2 separate regions of the Homo sapiens genome follow, and region 2 is linked to region 1. A link is a loop called in an ENCODE intact Hi-C map of the cell type or tissue named here. Cell type or tissue: GM12878. All regions are shown on one strand. Each heading gives the region's core, and the rest is flanking DNA. Links, peaks and the distances in the headings are about the cores only.

The links. Peaks named below come from ENCODE experiments on the same cell type or tissue, not always from the same donor. Only the 100,000 strongest peaks of a DNase experiment are listed, where the experiment ranks them.
Region 2: it touches region 1 in a loop (2.9-fold over the local background); 1 of 110 quality-filtered maps calls a loop at or near these places.

The regions. Positions count from the first base shown.
Region 1 is chr9:38,086,750-38,089,667 of GRCh38, forward strand. No RefSeq gene overlaps it. Among named protein-coding and RNA genes, the nearest start is that of SHB, 19 kb to the left of the region's middle. RefSeq lists a silencer at 1,223-1,517 and enhancers at 1,464-1,513, 2,856-2,918. In GM12878, for the core only: a CTCF peak has its summit at 1,402 (motif pointing right); no DNase peak of the experiment used is centred there; H3K27ac peaks cover 1,134 bases.
Region 2 is chr9:38,317,808-38,320,725 of GRCh38, forward strand. The region is part of intron 1 of LOC107987065 (a long non-coding RNA gene); the gene reads left to right. Among named protein-coding and RNA genes, the nearest start is that of ALDH1B1, 73 kb to the right of the region's middle. RefSeq lists an enhancer at 1,236-1,575. In GM12878, for the core only: no CTCF peak of the experiment used is centred there; a DNase peak (open chromatin) is centred at 1,424; H3K27ac peaks cover 984 bases.

The sequences.
Region 1 (2,918 bases), core at 270-2,769:
GAGCAAAAGACAGAGCTGAAAAAGAGAGCACACTGATTATATTGTGCCAGCCCTGGATTTGAAGGCTTACTTTATGCAGTGTTCTCCATGTCCTTCTCAGTTATATCCATCCATACATTTCTTTTTCACTGTAGCTAATTTCAGTTAGATTTCTGTTACTTGCAGCCAAGAGGGTCTTAATGAATAGCAGAAGGGAGAGCATGTAAACATTGCAGAGTCAGAGTGTGGTGTGTGCTTTGCAAAAAGAACTAACAAAGGAATCTGAGCACCTAGAGAAGATAATAAGAAAGAGTTCAGCCAGGTGCGGTGGCTCATGCTTGTAATCCCAGCACTTTGGGAGGCCAAGGTGGGGGCAGATCACCTGGGGTCAGGAGTTCGAGACCAGTCTGGCCAGCCCATCTCTACTGAAAATACAAAAATGAGCTGGGCGTGGTGGTGTACACCTGCAATCCCAGCTGCTCGGGAGGCTGAGGCAGGAAAATCGCTTGAACCTGGGAGGTGGAGGTTGCAGTGAGCCAAAATTGCACCACTGCACTCCAGCCTGCATGACAGGAGCGAGACTCCATCTCAAAAAAAAAAAAAAAAAAAAAAGTTCATCTCCATTTTATCTTTTTCCTTGGAAATACTATTTAAACCATAATTCTACCTTAGTTATTACTTATTTTTAATTTATTTTATTTTTTGAGACAGGGTCTCACTTTATTGCCCAGGCTGCAGTGCAGTGGTATGATCTTGCCTCACTGCAGCTTTGACTTCCCCAGGCTGAAGTGATCCTCTTGCCTCAGCCCCCAAAGTAGCTGGGACCACAGGTGTATGCCACGACGCCCGGCTAATTTTTTGTATCTTTGGTGTAGACAGGGTTTCCCCATGTTGCTCAGGCTGTTAGTTATTGCTTCTCATGGGTTTTGTTTTCTTCCAGAATTCTCTTCTTCCTTTCCTTCTGTTTTCAAAAGACTTCCTGTCTCCCAAAGACCAATTTGATTATTTTCTCGCTGGGACCTCCACAGCTACATTACCCCATTTCTTAATTCTTGAAGTTCTTGGCACAGTCTAATTTGAACCACAAATTATTAAATTTTTGATGAGTGCTTCAGCTGCCCTTTATTGGCTGTAACTTCCCGCCATGGACTGCATCCTCATCCACAGATTGATCGCCTTTGACTGGTGCTCAAGAATCCTTGGGAGTTGATGGACTGATGAATCAAACGGGGAGTCTGAGGCTGCCATGGACAATTAAATGGGAGAGCAGGAGTGGAGAAGAGTTAGTGCTGCCCAAGTAACGGTCATCCAGGAATAAGGAAGCCTTTTGAGAAATAATAATCAAGCTGGCTCAAATGCACTTGGCACACATGGGGTGGACCCTGAGTCCCAGGTGGTGCACCTCTCCGAGTGGCCACAAGGGGGCGAGAGAGGGCATGGTCCAGGTGCCAAAATATTGCTGTGGCTGTGGGGTCAGCCAGCTGGCTGGTCCGCTAGTTGAGCCCTGGCTGGAAGGGGAATCTTGGCCTAGGTGATTTGCACAGGATAAAGTGGGCCTCCAACCAGAAGGCCTAGGAAGCAGCGTGCCTGGACCAAGGTTAGGAAAGCCCAAGGATGAACAGACGGATGGCAAACATTGATAAACATCTAAGAATAGGAGCTAGAATCTCCAAAATTAAACCAGCAAGTGAATGTCCAGTGACCCACATATTCTGCTAAGGATGGGGGATGACTCAGTGTCCTGGAGAAGGAAGCAGGAAGCCCAGGCATAGTACAGTGGCAAGGACTGAGTCTGGGAGGCAGGGGTCTGGAGTCTGATCTCTAACCTTGTAGTTCCTCAATCCTGTGTCTATGGCCCCTGATGAAAGCTCGTACTGTGTGTCCTTAGGTGATGACCTCTCCCTCTCTGAGCCTCAGGTGTCTCATCTTACCAAATAAGTTTGATGTCTGGAGACTGAGAGACCAGCCCCACCCTTGCACTGGGCACCATGATGACCAGGGTTCCTTTCAGTTTCAATGGTCTCTGAGTGACATGAACAAAACAGTTAGTTGGCTGCAAAGACCATGTCTTTCTCACTTCTGCCTGTGTACACCTGCTTTCTTTACAACTTTTGAGGAGGCCCTGGTCCTTTGGGACCAGGATTGTTCAGACCTTTGTAGAAGCTGAGCAGTATAATTTCTAGATGCACTGACCCATGACATAGCACACACCAAAATGCCCCCACATCCCACTGGAAATGCAATTCATTTTCTCTAAAATAGTTTTTGGGGGCATTTTAATAATTTTACTTTGAGGATTATTTTGCTAATTTTATTTTCAATGGCTGTGGTTTCTTAGAAATCATTGTGCATAGTTAGGAATTCCTTGAAGTGAAAGAATCTGCTAATTCTTTTCAAATATAAAAAAATTTACAGATACTAAGTATAACGATGTATAGAGTTGATGTAACACAGAATTTCAGGGCATTTCATTACATTTTGACTGTGGAATTTTCATTTTGTAACTTGGAGTCAATGAGAATTTTTGTAGTGCATGAAACATTTTTCGAGGCTCTTGAGAAGCTCGTAGGTCCTCTGTCCTCTGTCTGTGGCACCTGATGGGAAAAATCCTCCTGCTTGAGGCAGCTGAGTTGAAGTGGGGGGTCATTTCTTACCATTATTAGTTTTTGTCTCATGTCTTCTGGCCTGAGAGCCTGTGCAAGCTTTGAGTGTATCAACAAGTAAAGAACACCCCCTTTCACTTTCCTTTAATCTCAGAAACTTCATTTCAACATCTGTCTTTCAACTAAGCCATCATATAGGCAGGCATCAGGGTAGCAGAATCCCCCCAGCCCCAGGGATTTTCCTAAAGCTTGTCTCTCCCCAGTGCTCTCAGGCATACCGCAGTCAAACCAGACATCATCCCCATTGTCAGGGTTCTACAGAAATAGATATCCCAC
Region 2 (2,918 bases), core at 270-2,769, 230 kb after region 1:
TAACCAATGACCATACATTTATCAGCCTAAAACAATACCCATTTGCTTGTTTGCGGTTCTGTAGGTCAGAAGCCTGAGCATGGGATGACCGTGTCCTCTGCTCGGGTCTGCTGAACTCAAGGTGTCAGCCAGGCTGCACTCCATTCTGGAGTCTCTGAGGGAAGAATCCACTTCTGAGTTCATTCAGCTTGTTGGCCAAATCCACCTCTTTGAGGCTGGAGGGTTGTAGAGCATTTCCTTTTCTCTAAGGCCCACAAAGCAACCTCTATTCATTCCTTAACACCCAACTCAAATATCAGGTCTTTGGGGAACCTTCCTTCAGCAGCAGCACAGCACAGCAGTGGGAAGAAAATGGGCTTTGAAGTTCATTGGAATTTTGCTTCTGCCATTTTCAAGCTGAGTGGCCTTGGGCAAATTATATAAGCTCTCTGAGCCTTTGTTTCCTCATCTGTAAACCAAGTACAATGCAGTCTTCGATAGTAAGTGCATCTGACTGACTGATAAGCAGAATAATAATAAAAGCAGTGACCACATATGGTATGCTTGCCATGTGCTGGACACTAAGCATGGCTAAGTGCTTTATATGCCTTTTTCACTTAATCTGCCTACCAACCCAATAAAGGAAATTCTATTATTACTCCATTTTGCTGATGAGAAAACTGAGGTTTAAATAAGTTGAACCCAGTCTTACCTGTCGCCAAATCCTGTGCCCTTGGTCATGATGACATATTCCTTCCTAAAAGGTACTCAAGAAATTGACATCCCCTTTCCCTCTCTCTTCCCCTCCATGCCCACCTCTGGACCATCAGAATTGCTTTTTCTTTCCATGTGTCCCCATAACCCTGTATACCCCAAGGCCTCTCTAATACCATGTAAGACACAGTATCAGATTTTTTTCATGTGTTTCTCTTTCCCCAAGCCTCCAGCATTGGGTCTGGCATAGGGCAGGGATAGAGTACCATAATTCAAGTGAACTCATGAATTATCTTCAGTCCTTTTAGGAAGTGACCAGGGTATAATTTATATAATAAAATGATTATTAACCTACATAAATAAAAGAGAGAAAACTGTCCCTTCCACTCCATTCCCTTTCCCTCGTGTGCTCTCAGCTGAGGCGATAGGCCCCAGAGGAATTCAGCAGCAGACAGATAAAAACATCAAGGCCTGTTCCAGCTTCACACCAGATCCTGGAATTTAATTTAACTTATACAGACGTCGGTGTTGATGCTCTTGGGGGCTCCCAGCGCAGCCTCACAGAACAGCTGGTAACAACTGTGATGGGTTTGCCTTCACACCTCAGATGGAATCACAGGGGAATTCCACAAAGGCAGGGCCCTGGAAATCATTTCACAGGAAGAGTCTCGTACGCTCCAAGGACCTCAGTTTCAGGACGAACTGCCGAGATCATGCAGTGAACCCGCTTTGTTTTTAAAACAGCCAAAATGAGGCCCAGGGATTTCCCCAACATCACATGCCTTCCAAGTTTCGATGAGCAGCATTAAGAATGTAAACAACAGCAGCATATTACAGCTTGAGGTGTGCAGTTCTCGTACTTAAGAGCCTGTCTTTCCTTTTCCCCATGTGTTCTGCAATCAGTGTAGACTGTCACCAGCAAAGAGCAGACACAGGGTAGTTAAAGTGGCCCCAGTCACCGGGCATGTGTTTTACATGAGATCCAGATTACCATCTGAACTCCCCACTTTGTTATTTTTATATTAAATTCTGACTTTTTATATTAAACTGTGACTATTTTTATATTAAACTATGACTCTTCCGTATTAAACTCTGATTCTGAAAGCAGATAATTCAGGGACAAAAACAGCTTTTAAAGTGAAACCAATATAGAACACATTTCTTGTGATCTTTTTAATAATTTTCTATTGCCAGCTGAATTTAACCGTGATCTTACTCCATATATCGATTGAAATTACAGTTTTAATTCACCATGCATTTTGTTTTGTATGCCAAAGCACCTTGGAGCTTTTCCCTCAACTTCAATCTTGGAATTACATTTTCTATGTTTGCTTATTTTACAGCACACTGAACTCTGTCGATTCAATAAAATTTAAACATGTGCTTATTTACGGAGCACTTATCATAGCCAGGGCTCTAGGGTGAGTGATTTCTTGAGAAAGATCTACAGATGTGAGTAAGAGGCAGCCTATGCCCCCAAGTAACTCATGATTAACTAGAGAGTAAAATCATTAACTGGTAGTTAAAAAACAAGGTGGTAAAGTAAAAATAAATCTGGAAATAATAAATGACAAGGTTTAACTACATAAATATTTGAAATGTCTGTAAGGCAAAAGACATTACAAATAAAACTAAAGTACAAATGACAAATTGAGGGAAAACATTTTCAACATTTATTACATACAAAAGGTTAATAGTGTTCATGTATAAAGAGCTTTCTATGACTCAATAAAAAAAAAAACAACCTAATAGTAAATGTGCAGGAGACTTGGACTAGAAATTCACTTAAAAGAAAGACAGTGCTCAAAGAAGTACAGATTAAAATGACAAAAGTAAGCCGGGCGCAGTGGCTCACACCTGTAATCCCAACACTTTGGGAGGCCGAGGCAGGTGGATCATTTGAGGTCAGCAGTTTAAGACCAGCCTGGCAAACATGATGAAATCTCATTTCTACTAAAAATATATTTAAAATTAGCTAGGCGTGGTGGTGGGCATCTGTAATCCCAGCTACTTGGGAGGCTGAGGCAGGAGAATCACTTGAACCTGGGAGGTGGAGGTTGCAGTGAGCCACTGCAGCCTGGGCAACAGAGTGACTCCATCTCAAAAATAAAAAATAAAAATAAATAAATAAATGACAAAAATATATTTTTACCTATCAGATTGGCAAAACACTTTTATATATTGATAAAGCTTAATGTTGGTAAGATGGTAGGGAAATGTATACC